Regions from separate parts of the Homo sapiens genome. Here regions 2, 3, 4 and 5 are each linked to region 1. A link is a contact called in ENCODE Hi-C data. All regions are on one chromosome and are shown on one strand. Each heading gives the region's core, a stretch centred on a gene start or an enhancer-like site at or near the end of the contact. The rest is flanking DNA. Distances are from core to core; before and after follow the strand shown.

Evidence for each region. Hi-C counts contacts between places; a loop is a spot of excess contacts on that map. Pooled maps may share reads with other maps.
Region 2: a map of CD8-positive, alpha-beta T cell shows a loop between it and region 1 (24-fold over the local background). The contact joins the promoter of DHX9-AS1 here to the promoter of COP1-DT in region 1. A Hi-C loop is called at or near these places in 2 of 168 maps with a recorded cell type or tissue (CD8-positive, alpha-beta T cell and naive thymus-derived CD4-positive, alpha-beta T cell) and 7 of 50 pooled maps.
Region 3: a map of CD4-positive, alpha-beta memory T cell shows a loop between it and region 1 (35-fold over the local background). The contact joins the promoter of NME7 here to the promoter of COP1-DT in region 1. A Hi-C loop is called at or near these places in 2 of 168 maps with a recorded cell type or tissue (CD4-positive, alpha-beta memory T cell and naive thymus-derived CD4-positive, alpha-beta T cell) and 8 of 50 pooled maps.
Region 4: a loop to region 1 is called in a map of CD8-positive, alpha-beta T cell, with 8 times the contacts of the local background. The contact joins the promoter of SMG7 here to the promoter of COP1-DT in region 1. A Hi-C loop is called at or near these places in 2 of 168 maps with a recorded cell type or tissue (CD8-positive, alpha-beta T cell and naive thymus-derived CD4-positive, alpha-beta T cell) and 7 of 50 pooled maps.
Region 5: a map of B cell shows a loop between it and region 1 (23-fold over the local background). The contact joins the promoter of GORAB-AS1 here to the promoter of COP1-DT in region 1. A Hi-C loop is called at or near these places in 3 of 168 maps with a recorded cell type or tissue (B cell, CD8-positive, alpha-beta T cell and naive thymus-derived CD4-positive, alpha-beta T cell) and 9 of 50 pooled maps.

Annotation. Positions count from the first base shown.
Region 1 is chr1:176,206,281-176,208,980 of GRCh38, forward strand. It overlaps COP1-DT (COP1 divergent transcript), which reads left to right and starts at 1,385. Exons shown (of 5, transcript NR_185981.1): 1 at 1,385-1,591. It overlaps COP1 (COP1 E3 ubiquitin ligase), which reads right to left and starts at 1,006. Exons shown (of 20, transcript NM_022457.7): 1 at 292-1,006. The coding sequence starts at 698. RefSeq lists silencers at 444-803, 834-1,043 and an enhancer at 1,544-1,613.
Region 2 is chr1:182,838,245-182,840,944 of GRCh38, forward strand. It overlaps DHX9-AS1 (DHX9 antisense RNA 1), which reads right to left and starts at 1,347. Exons shown (of 2, transcript NR_148933.1): 1 at 1,068-1,347. DHX9 (DExH-box helicase 9) reads left to right here and starts at 1,103. Exons shown (of 28, transcript NM_001357.5): 1 at 1,103-1,212. RefSeq lists an enhancer at 728-1,569 and a silencer at 993-1,422.
Region 3 is chr1:169,366,347-169,369,046 of GRCh38, forward strand. It overlaps NME7 (NME/NM23 family member 7), which reads right to left and starts at 1,451. Exons shown (of 12, transcript NM_013330.5): 1 at 1,362-1,451. The coding sequence starts at 1,364. BLZF1 (basic leucine zipper nuclear factor 1) reads left to right here and starts at 1,849. Exons shown (of 7, transcript NM_001320973.2): 1 at 1,849-1,996. RefSeq lists enhancers at 1,288-2,487, 1,427-1,928, 1,591-1,670, 1,929-2,428.
Region 4 is chr1:183,471,068-183,473,767 of GRCh38, forward strand. SMG7 (SMG7 nonsense mediated mRNA decay factor) reads left to right here and starts at 1,432. Exons shown (of 23, transcript NM_001375584.1): 1 at 1,432-1,582. The coding sequence starts at 1,554. It overlaps SMG7-AS1 (SMG7 antisense RNA 1), which reads right to left and starts at 915. Exons shown (of 5, transcript NR_040063.1): 1 at 1-915. RefSeq lists an enhancer at 483-1,114 and a silencer at 1,270-1,419.
Region 5 is chr1:170,531,298-170,533,997 of GRCh38, forward strand. It overlaps GORAB-AS1 (GORAB antisense RNA 1), which reads right to left and starts at 1,312. Exons shown (of 3, transcript NR_125958.1): 1 at 1,151-1,312. It overlaps GORAB (golgin, RAB6 interacting), which reads left to right and starts at 869. Exons shown (of 5, transcript NM_152281.3): 1 at 869-987. The coding sequence starts at 927.

The DNA.
Region 1 (2,700 bases), core at 135-2,634:
GACCTTCCACCTCTTCCCTCGTCATTCGTTAAACTCCCTTCACTTCCTCCTCAGCAACACTTACCTACCTCTTTATTATCCCCACCCTGCCTCGCTACTCCAACATTCCTTCACCCCACCAACCAGGAGCTCGAATGCCTGCAAACGCTCGATTCCCTCTGCAGACACCACCACAGCACCAGTATCCCAAGCTCTCCAACAAGCCACCCCCACACCAGACCCCCCGCCCCCAAGCCTAAGCGGCAGAAACTCATAATTTAGGGACAAGGAGGGAGTGCTCTTCAAACCCACCATACGAAGTCGTTGCTTTTGTCCTCGTAGGAGTTGATGAGCCCGTTGCAGAGGGGGGCGAGGAGAGGTCGCTTCCTGCTGCCGCTGCCTAGGCTGGAGCTGCTGCCTCCTACGCCGGCGCTGGGCCTGGCCGCGCAGCTGTGCCGGGACAGGCCCGTGGACACCGCCCCGCCGCCGCTACCCGATACGGCGGGCGCCACCAACACAGGCCGCACCGGGCCCCCGAGGCCGCCCGAGCCGGCGGCCTGGGCCACCCCGCCGGACACCAGCGCTGCCGCCGAAACCGCCACGGAAGGCGGCGACGGGGAAGAGGATAAAGACGAGGAGGCGGAAGTCACCGAGGAGGCCGCCGAGGACCCGGGGCTTGTCCCAGCGGAGCCCGACCCGGCCTGGCGGCTACCAGACATCGTGACTCCCTCCCCTCCAGCCGGGCGCTCGGAGGAGAGGGACCGCGACCTCGACCCTCCGCCGCCTCCCCTCCCCTCAGCCTCAGTGCATCCTGAGGACGCCCGCCGAGCCGGAGGTGGGGCTGAGGAACAATAAAGTTGCGTTTTTTTTTAAGGCAGCCACACAACAGCGTCCCACGGGAGGGGGCGGAGGAAACTAAAAAAGCGGAGTAGAAGGCACTACCGCTGTCGAGGCCGCCGCCGCCACCGCGGTCCCTGTAGCAGCCAACCCCGGCGCGCCGTGGCCGGCCGTGCGCGCGCGCGCGAGCGGCGGAAGAGGCGGGCGTGGCGGGGGATACAACTGGGGACGCAGCGGGGCTGCGCTCAGACGCTCAGGGCGCGCCCTCGGGGTCGGGGCTCCCTGGCGAAGGGAGTCTGTCTGTCCCAAGCCGCTTTCGTTCCAGAAAACGTGCCAGAGGGCAGGCCGTCTTAATACAGTGAAAGAATTGAGGAGACTGGAATGAATGGTATAGGTGGTGGGGTGGTTTGAAAGACGGGAACGTAGCGGGCGGAAACTCTCGAAAAGCGACTGCGCAGGCGCGCGCCGGGCGCGGACGCTCACGGGTCACCCAGGGTATCCGCCCCAAGCGGAGAATATCGGCGCAAGCGCGGAGTAGCCGTGTCACGCATGCGTGCGAACGCACCACATTCCGGAACGGGAAGAAGGAGCTGTCTCTCTCTTCTGAGGGGTAGGCAGGTGCTTCCGAATCGCGGAATGTAGGTGCTCATAAGCTGGAGACCCACGGAAAGAACCTAGAAGCTCCGAGCGGTTGCAGACAGCACTGCATTGAGCCAACGACTCCTGCTCTACTGATGGTGATTCCACAGCTTTGTGAGGAATAAGTTAAGATGAAGTCAGTGAAGTTTTCTGCGAATTGCAAACATTGTAGCAAGTGTTACCAATTTTATTAGTTCGACCACGACTTCACTCCTATATTTTGAAAAGCTGTTTGCCAAATTGAACATAACAATAATGGGAAAACAGATTTTGCTCAATCAGACCCAGCTCAGTCGGAACCTAGGTTTATTGTGGATCTGATATAATTCTAGCACAAAACAAGGAAACCTAGCATTTAATACCACCAGAAAATATACAATTTCTGGTAGGCTTTTTTAGAATATTGAAAATTGATTATAGGCGGGCGCGGTGGCTCATGCCTGTCATCGCAGCACCTTGGGAGGCCTAGGGGGTCGGATCACCTGAGCCTGGAGGTGAGGATCAGGCTGAACCTGAGGTTAGAGACCAGCCTGGGCAAGATAGCGAAACCCCGTCTCTACAAAAAGTACAAAAAATTAGCTGGGCATGGTGGCAGCAGGCCTGTAGTCCCAGCTACTCGGGAGGCTGACATGGGAGGATTGCTTGAGCTGGGGAGGTTGAGGCTGTAGGGAGCGGAGATCCCTACACTCCAGCCTGTGAGACAGAGACCCTGTCTCAAAAAAAAAAATTTTTTTCATTTGCCGCATTCTAAGGGGTGGGAGTTAGAAACAACTGTGTGATTTTATCCTTTTCAATTCTATCATTCTATGATTCTTATATATTTATTTGGGAATAAAGTGTGAAAATACTCATGACTTAGTAAACTACGTGCGTATTCAAGGAGGTAAAGGAAGGCAAAGGTTTTTAAAATTTAAAAAAAAATGAGAATTACATAATTGTTTTTAAACCGTTATCCTTGGCTACGAAGATCAATAACAAGGTGACACCAGTCGGAAACTGGACAGGAAGTTGCTGGGCAGATGTTTTTGCGGAAGTATTTTTTGTGTAAGATTGTGGCTTTTGGCCAGGTGCGGTGGCTGAGGCCCATAATTCCAACACTTTGGGAGGCCAAGGCGAGTGGATCACCTGAGGTCAGGAGTTCGAGACCAGCCTGGCCAACATGACGAAACCCTGTCCCTACTAAAAATACAAAAATTAACCGGGTGTGGTGGCATGCACCTGTAATCCCAACTACTCGAGAGTGTG
Region 2 (2,700 bases), core at 97-2,596, 6.6 Mb after region 1:
AATTTAACAGTGACTAGTATAATAATTAAGGACACAATTATTCCAAAGACTTGGAACACAAAATTACTCCAAAGACTTGGAACACAAAAGGTTATCCAATTTAAACAAAAGCAACCTTGCAGATTTTATTCCTACCTTAAAGTAGTTTGCTGAGCACTTACAGTAATGTTCCAGGCACGGCAAGGAGCGACCTGCGTTAGCCAGGCAGAATGCCCGCCTTCACTGAGCTTATTTCTTTCATGGTTTTTTTTTTTTTTTTTGAGACGGAGTCTCGCTCTCTCGCCCAGAAAATGGCGTGATCTCGGCCCACTGCAACCTCCGCCTCCGCCCCCGACCCCGGGGTTCAAGCGATTCTCCTGCCTCAGCCTCCCGAGTAGCTGGGATTGCAGGAGCCCGCCCAGCCACCCAAGCAGCTGGGATTGCAGGCGCCCGCCCCCATGCCCGGCTAATTTTTGTATTTTTTTTTTTTTTTTTAGTAGAAACGGGGTTTCACCACGCTGGCCAGGCTGGTCTCAAACTCCTGACCCCAAGTGATTCGCCCACCTCGGCCTCCCAAAGTGCTGGGATTACAGTCACCACGCCCGGCCAGTTTATTTCTTTCAAGAGACACTGGCGTTCAGACTATCTGAATCAATCCGGTAACTACGCCCACTGAACACCTACTACATGCCAGGTATTGAACTAAGCCGCCCTTCATATGCCATCTCATGTAATTATCTCAACAACCCTACCAAGTTAGCAGCAAGGTTTCCAGTTCTGCCTTCGAAGGGAACCTCCTCTCACCGGAGATCCCTATGACAGACCCTGCGAAATATTTTGCTGCATCAGAATGCTACAGGCCGTCAACTCCCTAACATGCGCAAAAGCGGGCAGCCGATTATCCAGGGTAGTGGATTATCCAGGAGAGTGGATTATCCAGAGTAGCAGGTCTGGCGCGATGCCCGCCCGGCTCAGCCCATCTCCCTAGCAACGAAACCCTTCCGCGCCGCGAGGTTGCTGAGCCCCGCCCCCTCCATTGGCGCGCCCTCGCCATCCCCCGCCCTGGCACGCGCTCTGCGCATGCGTACGCTCGCTGGCCCCGCCCCCTAGCGCCGCGGTCGGAGCCATTTCGCCGATTCCTCCATGCGAGTTGCTGTGCGTTTCTCTGTTGTCTCGGTAGAAGGCCAGAGTCACACACGGTCCTAAGAGCTGGGCACCAGGAAGCGAAGGCTGGTAAGGGAGAGACGTTCCGGCTACCATGCGGGGCGGCGGGGTCGCGGGCGGGCGCCGTGGACCATGGCTCCGCAGCCGGCTTTGTTGCGAAGCGCGGGCGGCGGCGGCGGCTGGGGGTGGGGGAAGGGACGAGCCGCCCGCGGGTCCCCGGATTGCGGGTTGCGTGCGCGCCTCGCCGCGATGCGCTTGCGCCGTCCGGGCAGCCTGTGGCCCCCTCCCCTCTCCTCCGCCCAGCGTTTCCCGCTGCTGCCTCTAGCAGGCAAAGCGCGCTTCCTCCTCTGGCCTGCGTACGCCGGGGCACCGCGGCGGCTGAGGGAAGGGGGTGCTTCGCCTGTGGTGGTTGCCGCCGGGGCGCCACTGGCCTAGGGCTCTTCATTCATTCAAGCCACGAATAACTGGCGCCGTCGTGCAGGCCTTGTGGGTAGAGGAAAAAAAATTGAAGAATGTAAAGGGAGAGCGCCTTTGGCTAGTATAGCGAGGTAAGGCGTCTCGAAGGAGGGAGGCTTTGAGCTGATAACCTCGGCCAACGCGAAGGAAAAGCAGAGCCTGCAGAAGCGGAAGGGATTAGTTATCGCTTAAGGGCAGAAACTGGGCGGGAGCTGAAAGCAGGCCATGTGACTGGAGTGTGGCGAGAAGGCCTTCAAAGGAGAATGGGTTTTAGGGTGGCAAGAGTGGAAACAAAAACCGTGTAGGACAATATTTCACTAGCCCGGGTGTGCAGTAGTGGTGGCAGGAGAGATGGGGAGAAACGAATGGATAGGGGACGTATTTTGAAGCAGAAATGCGTAGTGGTGGAAGGTAGTAGATCTGGAGTCAGGCTACGTTTTCTGGAATTCTTGCGCCTTTTTTTTTTTTTTTTTTTTTGCAAGAGTCTCGCTCTGTCGCCAGACTGGAGTGCAGTGGCGCGATGGCGGCTCACAGCAACGTCGGTCTCCCGGGTTCAAGTGATTCTCCTGCCTCAGCCTCCGGAGTAGCTGGGACTACAGGCGCGCGCCACCACGCCCAGCTAATTTTTGTATTTTTAGTAGAGACGGGGTTTCATCATGTTGGCCAGGATGGTCTCGATCTCTCGACCTCGTGATCCGCCTGCCTTGGCCTACCAAAGTGCTGGGATTACAGGCGTGAGCCTCCGCGCCCGCCCGAATTCTTGCTCTTATAATTAGGAGCTCTGTCTTCCTGAAGCAAGATATTCTTTGTCTCAGTTTCCCCTTCTCTAAAGGGATAGTGATCTTACCTGTACAAGGTTACTAAGGATTAAGTAAAATAGTTCCATTTAGATGATCTATTATGGATATTGTTTGACACACATTAAGGGTTCTACAAGGGATAGCTATGGAGAATCTTAAGGGAGTGGACGACTCTCAACTTGTGCCAGGAGTAACTTGGTGGATGTCGTACCGTTTATGGAAACCGAAATGTAGGGGTAGGGTGTTGGAACAGATTTGAGGGGAAATTTAAAATTCTGTTTTGACTGAGATGCCAAGTTAG
Region 3 (2,700 bases), core at 201-2,700, 6.8 Mb before region 1:
GACAGAAGACTTTTGTCTGTTTGATATAAGTAAAAATAATATCCTTTCAAGAAGTTTACTGATAGATAGGAGGACTAGGAAATAACTGGATAAACACAGGATGGAGGACATGGTTTTGCTTTATTTAATTTTCATAAGATGTGTGACTTGAGCACTGAAGAGAAGAAACTGGAGAGGAAAAGGCTGAACGCACAGGAAAGAAAAAAACAACTGGAAGCGAAATGTAACAGATGGAAGCAAATGAGATCAAGAGCAAAGATGGATGGATTATCCTTTAATATCCCTTTCTCTACACTAGAAATACAAGACTAAAGGCTCGGCAAAAATATAGAGCAATGTGTAGGTTGGGGGCATGAGGTTGAAGAAATGGCCTGTTATACTCCATCATGTTTAGAAAGGAGAAATGAAGAGGGCAAAAGACAGGGTTTGTAAAGGGAAGGTTTGAAAATGTCTTCACAGAGAATGGGTCAGGGGAAAACTGGGGTAACCAAAAGGATTGCTGAGTAGTATGAAGAAACAAGGGGTGGTGGGTGAGGGCTCTGTTTCTAAATTCATAGCTATAACTATCTAAAGATCTTTCTATCCTCCAGTCCGTTATCCATAAGTGCTTAAAAGATATGGTAGTTAAGTGAATTAACTAGAACCCTCTCAAACATAGGGGTGAATTAAAATAACCTATAGGCTTATTTAAAATGCAAATACCGAGCTCCATTCCTTTCATTCAGAATTTCCAGGGGTGAAGCCCAAACAGTGAATTCCAGAAGCTCTCCAAGCAATCCCAGGAGAAATTTCTGTTTAAAAAAAAAAGAAGAAGAAAGAAAAGAAAAGAGAAAAGAAAAGCAAGCACAGACCTAGAAGGTAACCAACTGGATAGAAGAGCGCTGATCCAACATACACCTGTTAATGGCCCTCGTGGGGGCGTGGGGCAGTGCTCTGCCACTCAGAAAAGCAAAAAGACTCCAAGATCTAGGGAGATTCAGATCAGTGTTGAGACAGTCACATACACACCACCCCATACTCTTAATAAAGCGCGTTAATGTGAATCTGTGAACATGAAAAATGCCATGATGAACAATGCAAACACATAATGTTTGTTCAAAACAGGTTATTAGACTCGATGCCTTACCCTAAATTTTCTGTTTCATTACTCTAGAGACTTAGTAACATTAGTGGAATTCAGGGTGCTGTAAGAAATACGGAGAGCGAGGAGACTGCAGGAACAGCCCGTGGGAAGGGGGAAAGAGATAACGGGGAGAAGGTCGGGAGGACCGGACAACTTTAAGTGCCCATCCGCCCGAAGACTTGGAAAGCTAAGTAAGTAGGACCCCAGAGCCGTTCTTCTGGCATCCCCTGGCACTCACCATTGTCTCAGGATCTCAGCACTAGAAAATAGGTATCGTTGAGACAGGAAGACACCACCACCACCACCATCATACGGTTACTCAGGCAACAAAGCCCCGCCCACTGTCGCACGAGGCGTGGGACGCCACCGCCCCACCTCTTCGTCCTTAGTGGCTGGGAGTAATCTCAGCTGCGTTCATCCAATCGACAGACCCGCCCCTCCACGCTGTCGCCTGGGGCTACGAGACGCCATTATTCTGTTTCCGGCAGTTTTACTTCCGTTTGTTTAACAGCTGGCCCGGAAGTTTAAGTGAATATGCGGCTTGGGCTCCAAAAGTTGCTGTACGGTATTTTATTTTAAAGTAGAAATCTGTCCGCTTTTCACTTACGGAGGCCTTACAGTGTGTGTTCTGTGTTACTTGAGTTTATACGCACTGCAGAATTTGTTTACCCTGCTCTTTTGGAAACGTATTCCGGAAGCGAAACCCTGAGTAATCGGAAGTGGTTAGGAGTGAGAGAGCTGCTGGATATGCGGAGGGACTGGGCGGGTCGGCTTCCGAATGGAAGAGGTCTGTGAGAAGTTAACCTGGTGATACCGATCCGAAGAGCCTATCAAGTGAAGCCCCCTGAAATACGGAGAATAAGAATCTTAGAGGTAAATCCGAGGACAAGCAGGTATAACTAAGGATGTTGGAAAGGGACGGAGGTCTGGCTGGAGCTCGGTGGCCAGTAGCTTTGGATTTAGGGAAAGATTGTTCCGGGAAGACTTTTTCAGACAGGGATGAAACTTAGGTTTCGACTTCCCCGGACAGCAAAGTTGACAGGCTTGTCGCTTCCCGGCCTATCGCTTTCATACCTGCTCACTCCCCCTACTTACTTCTTCACCCCCTCCGCTTCATTTGGCATTTGCCAGCAGGCACTCGCTGTGCCTGTACGTTTCGCAGAGCAGCTATCAAGGGCAGTTTCAGGGATCGTTACTCTTACGAAGGGTTTTTTGGATACCTCTTTTCGGAGCAGTAGAGTGTAAGTGTAGAAAAGTTTGTGACTGTTAAGAAAGTTAGTCGTCGGGTTCACTAATTGAACTGAGTTGTATCTAGTACTGAGAACGATCTTTTTTTGTAGTGAAACCAGTTGTCATCTAGTGTACAGTTTGTCATATTTATATCATTGCAGTAGCATCACCTTCTTATATGTTCTCTGGTAAATCTGAGTCTGTACTGTAAGACAATGTATACATTTCTGAAAGCATGGGCTCGATATGTTTCTCTTTTTACTTTTGGAGCTACACTATTTTAATTTTAACTTTTTATTACCAAAAAAGTATAAATTATGTTATCTTGAGTAATATTTTTTGTCGTT
Region 4 (2,700 bases), core at 182-2,681, 7.3 Mb after region 1:
CTGCCTTTAATAATCAAGCAGGATCCCCACTGCGGGGTGCCTATCAGAGTGATGGCGCTAGTCAGCCTTCCGGCTTGTCCCCGGCTTAAATGATAGAAAACCACGTGTTAGCCTTCTAGGATGTGTTCCCACCCTCACCCTGGCCTCCTCGCGGCAGGCTCGCGACAGCTAGGTCAGGAGGGAGTACGCGGGTGGGGTGGATTTGGGGGAGGGGTCGACTCGCCAGAAGTCGGCTATCCCCGTCGGCAGGGAAGGCATCGCGGCTGTCGTGTGCCGCTCTCCTCCCTCAGGGACCCCGTCCAGGCGGGATCCCGCCTCCCAGAGCCCAAGGCAGTTGTGGGGAAACCCCTTGCCCTTCCTCGCCGCTTGGCGCTGTCGCCTCGCCCTCCCGACTCCAGCCCGCCGCCCGCCAGCCTCCAGGCCATGCATCCTCTTCGCAGGCCCAGCCCTCTCCACGCCCGGCTCTGAGAGGAAACTACGGAGGTGGTTCCCGCTCGCAGGCGGGTGGAAAAGCCCATGGTGAATGCCTCGGGGTGTCCCCCCAGTTGCTGTGGGAAGTGGGAAGGGAGGAGGAAGTGGACTTCACCACCGGGGAGAACTATATCGATTCCTAACTTGGGGGAGGCCTTTAGATGGAAGGGAAGCCAACGGGGAACCCTGGGTGGTTTCCTGGGAATCCATTGGCCAAGGGGAGGGTGACCCTGTCCGCACACATCGGTTACTATGACAATATAACCACAGCCTCCAGTTGCCATGGCAGCTGCCTATCCAATCCGATTGTCTTCTCTTCCTCTCCGGGCCCCACCTTATCCCCTCCAAGAGTCTCCCAGCGTGCATGGGGAGGGGCTGCAGCGAAGAGGAGAGGGGGTCCTTCGAGTCACTCTCTACGCGCGAGGGAAGACAGGCGTTGAGGGACTGCTGGGAGGAACTGTAGGAGGAAGGGGCGGCGTTTCCGGTGGGGAAGAGTGGAGGCGTGCAAAAAGGAAGAGGGAAATCGGCAGGAGTGATAAGAAGGGGGAAGACTTTGAGTGTAACTCCCGTTCTTTTGGCCTGGGTGTTCCCGGTGGTGGGATTGGGATTGCCCCCTTGCGCGGGAGGAGAAGGGTGGATTGGCAGGAAGCCGCCAAGCGCCACCAGCCGGTCTCTCAGAAGCCGCACAGGCGCCACACAGCTCGTTGATCCCAAAAGGGAGCGCTACAGAGAGGCGGAAATCACTGAGGGACAGGCGCTGCTGAAATCTCGCGAGAGGGACCCCCTCCCTCGCCCGGTCGCCGACTTCCTCTGCTTCTCCTCTTTCCCCCGCCCCTCCTCCCTCCCCCTCCCCCCCGGGTCGGAGTGTCCCTGCGCCCCACGGGCCAGAGCAGCAGCGAGAGCAGCTTTCCCCACTCCCTCCCCCTCGCCTCATTCACCCCCACCCCCCTGCCGAGCGAGGAGGAGCCGGAGGAGAGGAAGATGGCGGCGGCCGCCAGCACCCGCGGTGCCGCGGGGCCGCTCCGAGGAGCCTGAGAGACCCACGGAGGCTTCGCGGGAAGACGCGGCGGCGGCGGCGGAGGATGAGCCTGCAGAGCGCGCAGTACCTCCGGTGAGTGCCGAGGCCGGGCTGGTACGTAGGGGGAGCGGGCCGCAGGTTGGGGCATGGAGCAACAGACACCGAGGTAAGTCCGGGGTGGCGGGGGAGTTGCTGCGTCCTCTCCTCGCCGGGCAGGTCGGCGGAGACTGCAAGGGGATCTGCGGGAGGGGGCGGAACGGGTATGGGTGCCTAGCCCCTACCGCCCGGGCTGAGCTCTGGCGAAGCCGGCTCGTCCCGGTGCGAGGAGGGAGGTTGGGGAAGCGTGAGAATGTGCGCGCGCGCCCTTGGTCTCGGGTTTGCTAGCGAGGGGTGGAGAGAAACGTCCGGGGAGGCGGCGGCGACCCCGAGTGGAGGTGGGTGTGGAGGAGTCTGATCCCCGTGGCAGGGGACTCGTGGTGTGGCGTGGGATTGGTTGGAGCGATGCATGAGTAGAGGACGGGGAGGAAGTCTGCACACCTGGGGTGTTGGGGCGGGGGAACCGCGGAGGGCAGACAGGGGGAGAGGGAGACCGCAGGAAACTGGAGCTTGTTCTTCATTCTCGGGTTGGGAGTATTGAGGAATAATGTCATCTGTAGTTAGTTGGCGGTGTGGGGAGGCGTGAAGGGGAATAGATGGGGAAGTGAGGAAAGAGGGAGGCACTGTGGACAAGGTTGGGTTTTTCAGAAGAAACTGGGTTAGAATCAGTGTAGTCGGAAGATACCATTCTGAGAGTCGTGTGTATTCATTAAGAGTGGTGTAAGGAACTTGTATGTCAGAGGTAGAGTGACACATGGGAATAGTGTGTGTGTGTGCGAGATGTGTGTCTGGGGTGGGGGGCGCGGCGATTGATGCACATTTCAGGATGAAGATGTAGATAGGTTGAACTTAGTACCTGATGGCGAGAACATATTGAATGGAAGGACACCAGCTTTTGTGTCAGCTGAAAGGTTCCATGGAAGCTGAGTAAGAGCTTGGAGGCAGAGGTAAAGTGGGTCAAAAATCTTGATAGAGAAAAGTAAGGTTGTTAGATCCTGAAATTAACTGGGGAGTGACTACTGCTTAGAAAAGGGGAAGACTTTAAAATTGGTCCTTTTTGTCTTTCAGGAGCAGAACTAAGAAAGGGAGGCCTTATGGAAAGATGTTTTTTAAAA
Region 5 (2,700 bases), core at 62-2,561, 5.7 Mb before region 1:
CTAACATGGTGAAACCCCGTGTCTACTAAAAATACAGAAAATTAGCCGGGTGTGGTGGCCGGCGCCTGTAATCCCAGCTACTCGGGAGGCTGAGGCGGGAGAATCGCTTGAACCCGGGAGGCGGAGGTTGCAGTGAGCCGAGATCGTGCTATTGCACTCCAGCTTGTGCAACAAGAGCGAAACTATGTCTCAAAAAAAAAAAAAAAAAAAAGTAAGAAAAAAAGAAAAAGAAATCCCTTAAGAGGAAAGTTACATATTATAATTATTCACAAAGGAAACAACCCAAAGCAAAAGAAATCTGAGAGCCGCTCCGGCCTGCGAGAGACCTGGTTATGCCTGTTCCCTTTTCATCAATTATACCCCACCCCTTTTAAATGTTTCTTCATCATCAAAATCCTAAATCTGATCATTTCCTGAGTTAATCTGAAGGAGGCCTCCAGCGCTGTGCACACTCCCAGCAAAACACAAGGATTTTAGGGCACACTAAGAGCCACAGAGAGCACCGCTCCCGCCCCACAGGTACAGGACCCCAAAGGCACTTAGATCTCCCGTTTCCGCCACCGACTTGTTGCTCCTTCCCAAATACCTGTTTATCTCCACCCTTATCCCCATCGCCATTTCCCCCCTTAGCTCCTGAAGCGATTAACCAGCAACAGTGAGAAACAATGAGAGAGAGAGAGAGTAGAGGTAAGCCAGAGGAAACGAATGTCTGCGTGGCAAGGTTTCCTTAGGCAGTTTGTCAGGCACTGCTGAAGGCAGCCTGGAAGGAAGCCGGACCCTGAGGCCGGGGAGAGAGGGCCTTGTGTTTGGAGCCCGATGCACTGATTGGCCGCGGCCGGGGAAAAACCCGGATGAGCTGGGCAGCAGTGTTGGCAGTCGCGGCTGCGAGATTTGGGCACTTTTGGGGGTGCCGGTGGCCCGGGCCGATGGCGCAAGGTTGGGCAGGATTCTCTGAGGAGGAACTGAGGAGACTAAAGCAGACTAAAGGTTACAAGATGGGTTTACAGTGGTTTAATTCTTGGGTCTTAAGGGGAAGAGGCGGGGATGCAGCTTTGGCGGGGAAAGGGGGCGTGGAAGCGGCTACGTTTGTGTTAGCGGAAGGCGCTGTAAGTACGTGGACTGGATTAGGGGGTTTCAGAGGAGGACTTACTGGGAGTCACGACGGGAGGGGCAAGCCAGAGGACTGGGATCTTCTTTTAGAAAAAACGGTCCAGGAATCCACTGTAGGGATTTGACTCTTGTGAAAGGAATGGGACTTGGGAGAGGAAGTGAGCCTACAGCCGGGGTGTCTCCCTTAGGGAAGATTGCTGCAGGAATCAACGGTTGGAAGGTTAGGGTCAGGGTAAGGGAAGGAGGAGGGGCGCACACCGTATTAGAATTGTGATGAATTTATAGAAGCAGATGGTTGGAAAAAAGGAGCACAGGCGTCTGAATAAAGGCAAAAATTCGGTACTTTTCACAATTCATCTGGAGTGTTGCATTCACTTCTGGTTGCCAGATGATTTTTGCAGTACTTCCCAATTTTTGAGAATCAGCAAACCAAAAGGGTCTTTGAGAGGGTAGATGTGAAGACTTTATATGTTTATATACATACAGTCTTACTGACTTTGGAGTAAGCTAACCTTGTGCTTCTCTCTCTGGCTTTATAGAGTAATCATTGAATGGGCTTGTACAATTTTTTTGTTGTTGTGGAAGGAATTAAGTTTGCTGATTGTTGGTGGAAAACTTAGTAATATTAATTGCACTTTGCTTGTGGTTGAAATTTCGCAGTGATCTGTATGGTTATCGTGGTAGTACACACAATTTCTGTAAGAAGTGTACATCACTCTTGGTACCTTAATTCAAATACTTTATTTTGGTAGCAAATGAAGTAAACCTTTTGTTAGCGTTTGTGGGGAAATTGGATGTTGCTCTGGTAGCTTGTGCATTTTTAGCATAAATATGAGAATAATCTAGGGCAGACAAGTGGGAAAAGAAGTAAATTAGTAAGATAGGGCCAATGTAGATTATATCGACTGGGGACATTTTGACTGGTCCAGGGGACTTTAAAAACTCTATCATAAAGGTTAGGCTAAGCTATGTAGTTAACTGACTCTGTGTTGCTTGATATACTCAAATTCTTTTGCTTTGTGTTTTCAACATCCATTCACATACTTTGATATACAGGGTACAAGTGCCCTGGCCTCTGGTCTGACTCCAGTAGACTCATGAGGAGACAAACCACAAAGTTATGTGATAGTAGATATTGCAAGAACTTGCTTCAGAGACAAGAGGAACCTCACTCTGCCGGGGATTGGATGGAGCTTGGGAAGATTTCACAAAGTTTGTGTGTTAGCAGAGGCGCATTTTCCAGGGTAAAGATGACTTAATATAAAAATCTAAATTAAACAACATATTCATTATGTAGAAGTATATTTTGAAATATCTTTGCAACCGGGGGTAGATAGAGGATGGTGAGGACCTGAACTTCAAGGCCCACTGTAGTGTGGAAACCAAATCGCTAGTCCGTGACCACCTCGAGGACGGAAAATATCTTAACCTCCTTGTATACCCGTAGCTAAACACAGTGATTGGCATATAGAACTTCCAGCTCTTCCTCTAAATCTTTTCTCCTTGGATTCCTTATTTGTAAAATTAGAGGATTTGGCCCTTTAATTTTAAAGCCATTTCTAGCTGTTCTCTATCTTTAAAAATTTATTG